Linked DNA regions of Homo sapiens: region 1 is linked to region 2. Evidence: chromatin loops called from intact Hi-C (ENCODE). Cell type or tissue: heart left ventricle. All regions are shown on one strand.

Evidence for each region. Hi-C counts contacts between places; a loop is a spot of excess contacts. Peaks named below come from ENCODE experiments on the same cell type or tissue, not always from the same donor. Only the 100,000 strongest peaks of a DNase experiment are listed, where the experiment ranks them.
Region 1: it touches region 2 in a loop (9-fold over the local background); 21 of 110 quality-filtered maps call a loop at or near these places.

What each region holds. Positions count from the first base shown.
Region 1 is chr3:35,964,076-35,969,075 of GRCh38, forward strand. No RefSeq gene overlaps it. Among named protein-coding and RNA genes, the nearest start is that of MIR128-2, 220 kb to the left of the region's middle. In heart left ventricle, a CTCF peak has its summit at 2,033; no DNase peak of the experiment used is centred here.
Region 2 is chr3:36,866,690-36,871,689 of GRCh38, forward strand. The region is part of intron 9 of TRANK1 (tetratricopeptide repeat and ankyrin repeat containing 1); the gene reads right to left. Among named protein-coding and RNA genes, the nearest start is that of LINC02033, 47 kb to the left of the region's middle. RefSeq lists an enhancer at 2,413-2,472. In heart left ventricle, a CTCF peak has its summit at 2,354 (motif pointing left); no DNase peak of the experiment used is centred here.

The DNA.
Region 1 (5,000 bases), 900 kb before region 2:
CTCCAGTTATGAGTAATACTATTCTTAATGAAACTTAATATAGAAAAAATAAAAAGTATTTATAATCTCACTACCTTACATGTCTGTAAACCACATAGATTTCATAGAATTTATGCCATAAAATACAGCGTTATACATAATGGTTGGTTTTTGTCTTTTTTTTCTGCTTGCCATGGTCCTTGTCACATTATTACCTACTCATGGAAAAACTAGTATTTAATGACATCCCTTGATTATTACCTTGTAAGTTCCTTGGAAGATGATATCAGAATTGGTCTCAACCCTATATCAAATATCTATATTTATTTTTCGAAACTTTTTCTTCAAAATGCACTATAACAATAAAAAAAAAAAGCAGAGATAATGCTAGCTTCTCCTAACACTTTCCTGTAGAGAAATTTGTGGATCAACTAAGAATGAGCCCTCACTGATTACATGGCAAAATGTATCCATGTGGATACAAACCTGTCTTTGTGGCTAATGATGACAATTTTAAAAATAATTATAATTTGGATATCTGTATTTTCTCTGTTTACTATTTCATACCAATTGCCTTCTGGATATAAAATATTTAATCATACACTCAATCATAATTAAGCATTTCAGGATATTGGGTATGATTATATACAGTAATAAAGGGGTGATGTTAATATGATAGTTTTTCGTGCTGCCTCAGTTATCTGGAAATTATGACAGCCAAGTCACATTAGCATGTTATTGCTCTCTGAGGTTAATAGCATGCTATTTAATGTGAAAAACCAATAAGATAAGCTGGGCCTCTTTTTCCTAAGGTTAAAATGACAAAGGGCATGGACTTCTATGTAAATTTTTTTTATATAGAATCTAATTAACTGTATTGATTAAAAATATAGTTATATTTTGAAATAGGTAAATATACACACACACACACACACACACAGATAGTATTTTCTGCTCCTTTAAGCTTCTATTGTAGTAAAAGGCAGAACATTGAGAGAGAATAAAGCCAGGCTAGAATCAACCCTAACCCTAACCCTAATATGTGTGCGTGCGTGTGTGTGTGTGCGCGTGTGTGTGTATTTATCTATCTATCTCATAAATATAATAGGCAATGTGTTTCTAAGTTTCAATATGTTACTGGGGGATGACACAATAATAATGCATTCAGATATGAAAGGAAAGGATTTAATCCTTCCTTACAAAGGGAATAATCTGGAATTCATAGAGGCTGTTCAAACAGTCAGTGTCAGTTGGTTTAGTTGCTCTAAATTACAAAGCCTCCTAGTATAATTGTACATATAAAGTTGGTTGGTTTTACTGAGCCTTTTCCTTGGTTTCCAATAAAAACAAAGAATATCAAGCAAACAAAAACTAACAATGGGTTGTTGCCAAAAAAGTTGTTCTTAACACTGAACAAAAAAAGAAAAATGTAATTTTGTATAATAGCATCTCTTCTGCTAAATCATTATCTCACATTTATTAGATCCTTAGCATTTTTATCTTATAATAAACACTTTCCCTTTCATTTTCCTATCCTTTAAGCTCCTTTTGTAGTAAAAGGCAGAACGCTGAGGGAGAATAAGGGTAGAATCAATAGAATAAGTTTTACAGTGTCAAATAGACCAAACTTGGTTCAATTTATAAGACAGGGTAGATGTTTCATTGCCAACTTGAACTAGATCTACACTGAGGCCCATTTATTTCACAGAGCTGATAGAAAGTTTTCTTGTTGCTGTTCCTAAGGCACAAAATTGATTTCTCTAAATGAAAGTGTAAAATTATTTCAATAAAATTGCTGGCACCCTTTTTTCTTTACTGTAAGCTCAACATGTAAAACCATATTTAATTCAGCATTTCCCTCTCTCAGTTGTCAGTACTCCCACAATAGAAATGGCATTCATTTTTAGGCACAGTGAGTGAACAAAAGAATCGAGAATCTACATTGCAAAAAAGCTATGAACTGGCTTACTTTTTCTGATTACTCTGGTGTGCATAGCAATCCCGTGCTGGTGGAAACTGTTTTGAGAACATACCCACATAGAACAGGAGATGGAGCTCTTGACTAACATGAATTCAAGTTGCCTACCATCTTTTTAGATTAACATCATTTACTTTATCCTACACAATTCAGAGACTCCCAGAAATCAAGGCTAAGTAATTTCCCCTGATTATCAGTTATTTGTGTTAGGAAGTATTCAATTTGGGGAATTAAAGTCCTTCCAGACTCAGGGTCATTACTTTAAAACAATGAGAACTTGAAGCAGAAGCTCTGAGTCCCAGAATTGTGAGATTCAAGGAAATCACTGCACTGGGACAATGCTCCACAAAGAATGTGTGTGTGTGTGTGTGTGTGTGTGTGTGTACCTATGACAAAGGTAAGCCTTGGCTCTCTTTGACACTAATAATTGATCTTAACAGTCTCATGTAAAGTATCTGCAAATGCAGATTTAAGACCCTTCTTTTAGCCAATTGTTCCATCCAAAGTCCTTTTATATAAATAGTGGAACTGCTTCTGGGGTCTGTTGATTGACTGACTTTTGAAGATGGCCACACATGGCTTCTGTTTCTTTTCTGAATATGATCTTTTCTTCTCAATATTCCCATTTTGTTTTCCAGCTTTATTCTAGGTACATTTTCTTTCATTGTTTTTCTCTTTATATTCTATTCTAATGGTATGAAATAATTTTGGAAGTAAAAACCCCTCACAGTTCAAAAGAAGGAAGTGAAAGGGCAGAGTTTTAGGCATTATTCTTTGTGGCAAAATACTAAAGAGACAATTATTTCTTAGACTTGTGAATAATTGTATTTGCTGGACTTTTCTTCCTGTATTTGGCCCATTAGGAATTTTCTAAATTACTCATCCATGTGTTGAAGTATAACCCTCTTTAGAAAAAGCTTCTGTGACACCTTAACTGAAACCACTACAGTTCAAGGTGAATATATGAGAGGTCCCCATTGGACAAAACACTCTGCATAAAGCGCCTTGGAAATGGCTCTTATTAGCTCATCCTCTTTGTTTCATTCCTAGTGAAGTCACTCACTGAAGAGGGAGTCAGCAAAATGCTAGTTAAGTAATAAACAAGGGTGAGAAAGACAGGTTAGACCCCCACTCACAGCATCTCATCTCAGCTTTTGCAAACTTGAGTGAACTTCATATAGAAATTACCTGTGTTTCTAAGCCAGGCAACTATGGACAGCGCTCACACTTACCACTAGGTTTCTGAGCCCATGAAGCAGTCTTCTCTTTGCAGCCTCTAAAAAACAGTGCTTCCTTCAATTTAAGTTTTGGGTTAGGAGAGGATCCAAAAGGGTTTTCTTTGCGTCCTCCTGAAACAGTAACACTAGAGGTAAAAAATGGCTTGATATTTATTTATAATCACTAAAAGGCAATAAGGTAAGGCTATTATCTTCAATGAAGATGTATTCCATGCAACCCACTGTGCCAGATATATTGGCATATATTTTCAGAAGAATACCTAGGAGATTGTGTTATCCTATAAATTGTATAATAAAAAATCCTGTGGCTAAAACCTTGCTGTGGAGCAGAGGTGACACATATGCAGACATGATACAATGTCTGTGCAAAGTGTGACAAGTCACAGAGCATCAGTGGCAAGGAGGGAGTGCAGCAATGGTTGGTGTCAGCAATGGTCAGGAAGGACTTCTGAAAAAGGGAAGTTTAACCTGAATTTTGAAGGATGGATAGGATACCCTTGGACTGACAGGACAGGAAGGAGAAACTGAAGACAGAGAAGAATAGGGTCATGCTGCTGGCAGATGAAAGCACAGGGGCATGGAAGAAAGTTATGAGGAGTCCTGTTTTTGCAGAGTGTGAAAGACTGAAGTTGGGGGCATAGAGAAGTATGCTTTTGAAGTGCTTGCTTGTGCTACCTGTTGCTCACTCTTAATCACATAAGTGATAGGGGCATGGTAAATGGTTTGCAGACTTACTCCGAAATTTCTCTTACTATGTGGAAAGGAAAGAGGATACTGTTGTCTCAGTGCCTCTTAAGTCTCCAAGATTCCTAGTGTGGTGAGGATAACATTTGAATTGGAGTTTTTAAGAACTTGAGGCTGTTAGGCATATATTTTTAGAAAAATGTTTCACATGTTTTCTAATTGTAGTGAATTTGTTATGTAAAGAAGTTCTACGTTGTTAGATACTGTGAATCATGTGACATATTTGATTTGTAACAAGCCAAAATCAGAGTTTCTTACATTGAATAACATGGTGCTTTTTTGGAAATGGATAATGCAGAGTGCTCATTATAAATGTGCACAACATATCATTTGCCTGTGAATAAGCCTATCAGTAACAATTTATATGTGATACTCTGTCAGGCCTGGTGATAAGCAAGCTCCTTTAATGGAGATATAGCCTGTGTAGTTTCAGTTGGTGGCATTTGTGGGCACTATTTGACAGGAACAAGGAAACAAGATTATTTTTGGTTGCAATTTACTTAATTTATGGGAAAGAAATATAGCAACAAGAAACTGTGAACCTAGACTTAGGAGGACTTCAATGGAGTACATTTTAGCATTATACTTTTGAATTCTATATGAGGTATTCTCTGTTTAATCTCTGGTGAAAACAATGCTTACATTGTGTGGTTAATTTAGGACTTAATAGAAAAAAATAAGTATTTTCCTGAAAACATAGCATGTTCCTTTTTTATAAGATAATCTATAATTGTCTCCTTTATATTAGCTGTAAAAATCACTTATAATTAATCACAATGTCCATATTAGCCTGGCATTTCTTATGTTTATATTCTGTTATTGCTCCTTTAGTGATCCTATTTAAATTTTAGCAATAGTACTATAAAAGAGTCTGTTATATATTAGAGATACTATTTTTCTTCTTTCTCTTTTCTTTTATAGGGAATGATATTATCATTTGCTCCTAGTGTAAGTATGATCTGAAAGTTACAATGAAACTTATATTCATTTGCTGATGAAGACTGGTCCCAGTGGTTTTCCATAATTATATAGATGTAATATTACTAAGCATCTATTGCTGG
Region 2 (5,000 bases):
TAAAAAGAAGCAAGAGCAAAACAGCCGCTATAAGTCCAAAGACACTCCCTTGAAAACAAGCCTTGGGTGCTGACTTTTCAAACTGCACACACACCAATGTCAGGGGGTACTCAGAAATGGTGAAAGGGATCCAGGGGAATCCAGACAGAGCTCTCCAACATCTGCCACCCCTTCTGACACACATCTAAATCACACTTCAATAAATCAAGCCAGAACACCAGAAACATACACACATCCACTTCCGGGGCAAACACTCATTGCCCACTCTAATCAAGAGACGTTCAGGTGCCAGGCAGAAGGAAGATCCACTATAGCATCATCCTCCAGAGAACAGAAAATGATAATCATTTGGCAAAGAAAGACCCACATCACCCTGGCTGGAAGCTCACTGAGACTGAAATTATGTGTAGTAAAGCAATATCTGGCTAGCATCCCTGGACTTTCCCCTCCCATCTTCATCCTAAAATACCTATGAAGACAAACAAAAAAGGATGAAAACTCACAGTACAAAAAAAAAAATAGGACCTTTGGTAAAAGAGAAACTTCCTTCACTATCAAGCTGATGGAAACTTGCTGCTTGTCTGCCTGATAGAATCTTTGCAAAAACATCATTCTTCCCCCAGGAAAGTAAGTTTAGTAAAAAACTCACATGAAAATGAACAGAAACATACTAAGCTCAACAAAAGACACAATTAGATGCAGCTGCATAATAAATACATGATTACATGGTTCAGACTTGTTAAGAAGGCAGTTATAGATGAGCGAAAGATTCAAACATCAGGAAAGAAATCAGAGAATGATACAGATGGAAAGTTGCTAAATACTGACAAATGGTATCCCTTGGCAGGAGGGCTGTGGGTGACTTGTTTACTTCACTGATCTTTTCTGATTTTGTTTCTAAATTTCCTATAAGCTTAAAGAGTCAAAAGAAACATCAGGAAACAAAGTTGCTTATGCATTATAATCAAGAGTTTTTTAAAAGATGACTACGTAAGTACTGAACAACAAAAGACTGAATAAAAATGTGCTAACATGCAATTACAATAAATTTGCTTTTATATAAAACTATACTTTTACAAATTTTCAACAATGATCACATTTAGCAAATATAGCAGGTCCTCAAATAACATTCCTTTCAACAGAATTTCATTATAACATCGATGAGAAAACAAATTTGGTCCCCACCGGGGACACTGTGTGGAGTTTGCACGTTCTTCCCATCTTTGCATGGATTTTCTCTAAGTACTCAGGTTTCCTCCCACACCCCAAAGATGTGTACGATAGGTGAACTCACATGTCTCAGTTGTCCCAGTCTGAGTGAGTGCGGATGTGTGTGAGTGAGCCCTGCAATTGAATGGAATCCTGTGGAGGGCTGGCTCCCACTTGGCTCCCTAAGCTGCCGGAATAAACTGGCCACCTTCAACACTGAACTGGAATAACTCGGTAAATAATTATCTTACTTGTTTTTATTAACCTTTCTTAAATGTATATATAGCTCACATTTATTTCCATGTTTAATATTAGATCTTTATTTAGAAGTCTGGTGATGTTTTTGTGACCAAAACTATGCCTTAGGAACTTAACTCTTGTTTGTTATCAATTAACCTACCGTAAAACTGGTTTTGTTATACATCATTTTGCTTAAAGTCAGTTTCCAAGAACCTGTTAATAATGTTAAGTGATGACTTACTGTGTATATACACAGATTTGAAATTAAAAATTAAAAAGCTCTTCTGAAGTTGCAACCATAGTCAGAAGTAATAGAAAATAGAAATAAATTATTTCAAAAGGAGATTTCATTTTTGTCCAAAATCTTTTTATAAGGTTTAAAAAGCAAAAGTGTTAGGTTTTATTACATACATTTTTATCAATTTAAATTTACATTCTCATCACATTTTATAAAAGAAAATATAAATATATAACTAAAAATGCATGGAATAAGACTAAATGACCAAATCACAAACACATTAATTTTTTTCTGGCAGGTACAATTACAGATAATTAATAGTTTCTTTTCTACATTTCATAAATTTTCTAAGTATATAAAAAGATTGGTTTTATAAAAAGGAAGAAGTATGACAGACATCCTTTAAGTCAATACCCTATGCCTGCATATACTGAAAACAGGCACTGTCCTGGTGCTGAGCACAGCAGAAAGCAGCTGGCTCCCCACTGGAGGACCAGAAAGATAAGGATTCAGAGGCCTGATGTAAGCTGACTCGAAAAGGCCAAGAACTAGTAAATCAGAGAGAAGATCACAAACAACTGTGAGAAAAACAAAGGCTCCAATCTTGCGCTTCTTGGTCCCAAGGAAAGAGCTGAGCAGCAACATCAGGTAGAGAAAGTGGACATGCTGCCATCTGGTGGTGGCTATGAAAACTGGATAAAGACCATTCTGTAATCTTGACTATTTAGGACTAAAGCCTTGCTCCTCAAAGTGGTCCCTGGCTTGCCCTGGCAGCTAGTGAGAAATACAGAATCTCAGGTCCTGCCCTGAACCTGCTGAATCAAAACATGCATTTTAGCAGGCTCCCAAATAATTCATGTACATGTTAAGATGGAGAAACACTGGTTTAGAGAACAGCAGAAATCTTTAGCAAGACCCTTTATTTCTCACCTAGATGCCAAAAGCAGCCCCATCCTAAGAGATAAGGACCACTGTTATCAGCAAAATGGGGTACAGCAAACTTGAGGAAGAGTCAAGGGAGAAAGTATCTTTCATCATGGTCTGTAAATTGGAATGTTCATTCATCTGGATGTAAAACAACTCAAATCCTAATGTTATTGTGCTCAGGACCATAGATGCAAAAAACAAATGTTAGGCACAGATACAGCTCCCTAGCGGCAGCTCTTCCTAAAGACAATGCTTCCATCTGTCCCTTTAATGGATTAGGATGGGGAAGGATTAAGGTCCATAAAAACAAAGTAGATCCTCCTTCATTCCCATGGCCCTGGGCCTCCTCCTTTGATTCTCCCAGTCTCTTCAACTACTTTCTGGATAGAAACACCTTCTGGGAGCTAAAGTCTAAAGCTACATTATCCCATACATGGCCACTAACTTACATAAAATTACAGTTAATTAAATAAAATGAAATTTCTGGTTCTTCAGATGCATGAGCCACACACATTTCAACTGCTCAACAGTCACATGTGACGAGTGGCTATCATATCAGACAGAATAGGTGTAGGACATTTCCATCATCTAGGAAAATTATACTTCATGGACCTAGTCTAGAAAGATCCCCCAGCCCCACCTTAGGTTTTAAACTTTGTGCCATCAGTAAAATCTTAGAAACAAAATGTATGCATGTAACTCTATACAACTCTCTGGATGTATAAAGGAACAGTGATATTCAATATATAATTTCATTCAAAGATCATCACCTATAGAGTTCACATAGGCTTTATTTAGGCTTTTCCACAAGTTCTACTGCTGCGCCAGGAGTGGTGGCTCACGCCTATAATCACAGCACTTTAGGAGGCTGAAGGGAGTGGATCACCTGAGGTCAGGATTTGAAGACCAGTCTGACCAACAGAGTGAAACCCCATCTCTACAAAAAATACAAAATTAGCCGGGCATGGTGATGCATGCCTGTAATCCCAGCTACGTGGGAGGCTGAGGCAGGAGAATCGCTTGGACCCGGGAGATGGAGGTTGCAGTGAGCAGAGATTCTGCCATTGCACTCCAGCCTCGGCAACAAGGGCAAAACTCTGTTTCAAAAAAAAAAAAAAGAGAGAGAGAGAGAGAGAGTTCCACTGCCTAGAATACTTTGGGAAATATACAACTCCACCTTGCCAGCCCTTCCTGATTAACTTCTCCTCTTTACAGATTTTTTTTTACTAGTTCCTTTCACTCATGTTTCTCTATAGTCTTTCAATATTCCTCTAGCATGGCAAGAAAATCTTTGTGACCAGTGGCCTGGAAAACTTTACAGAAATCAAACGTCCAACAAGTTTACCATTGAGTACGGAAGGCTTTAGGCTTGACTGCATCCACTACCATCACAGGCTACCTGGTAAGCCAAATGGCAAGCTTGGAACGATGCACAGTCCTCTCATGCATGCTTTTCTGCCAAGCAAGTACAGGTGAATTCTAATGAGTGAAAAGGGGACACACTGAGATTCTACTGAGTCTCTTCTCTTGGTTCCAAACCCAGGTCACATTTAACTGGTGAAGGAAAGAGAAGAGAAGCGAGAGCAAGAACCTTGCCTCAGAAGACAAGGCATTTTTAGGATTAACAGATATTCAAGGATTGTATTATACAAGGAAACTAAAAAAAAAAAAAAAAAAAAAAAAACCTAAAACCTTAAAAACTAAACCAACATGAATGACTTAGGCCAAAGACTTTAACACTAAATAGAACATGCACAGTATTCTAAGAACTGAGATTAAAATTAATAAAATATAAAATTTGCAGGCTGAGTGCAGTGGCTCACATCTGTAATCCCAGCACTTTGGGAGGCGAAGGTGGGCGATCACCTGAGGTCAGCAGATCAAGACCAGCCTGGCCAACACGCTGAAACCCCGTCCCTACTAATAATACAAAAATTAGCTGGGTGTGGTGGTGCACGCCTGTAATCCCAGCTACTCAGGAGGCTGAGGCAGGAGAAACGCTTGAACCGGGGAGGCGGAGGTTGCAGTGAGCCAAGATCGTGCCACTGCACTCCAGCCTGGGTGACAAGAGTGAAACCCCGTCTCTTAAAAATATATATATCAAACAAGTCAGCCATTCTCTACCACTAACCAGTGGTTCTTCTTTTGCCATTATTTTAAAGCCTGAAAATTCACTGACCTGTTTGGCTACTTGGAGTTTCTCAAATCATGGAAACCATTCTGAAACTGAGATGATATGCACAAGCTCTCAAAAAGCATTCCACAATGACCTACTCATTATACAACCTCACGAAGAAATTAGTATTCCTAAAAACATGAGGTCATTTAAAAACTAAACATCATATGTCAAAGCTTTAAAAGAACACCCATGAAAAGGAAAAAAATA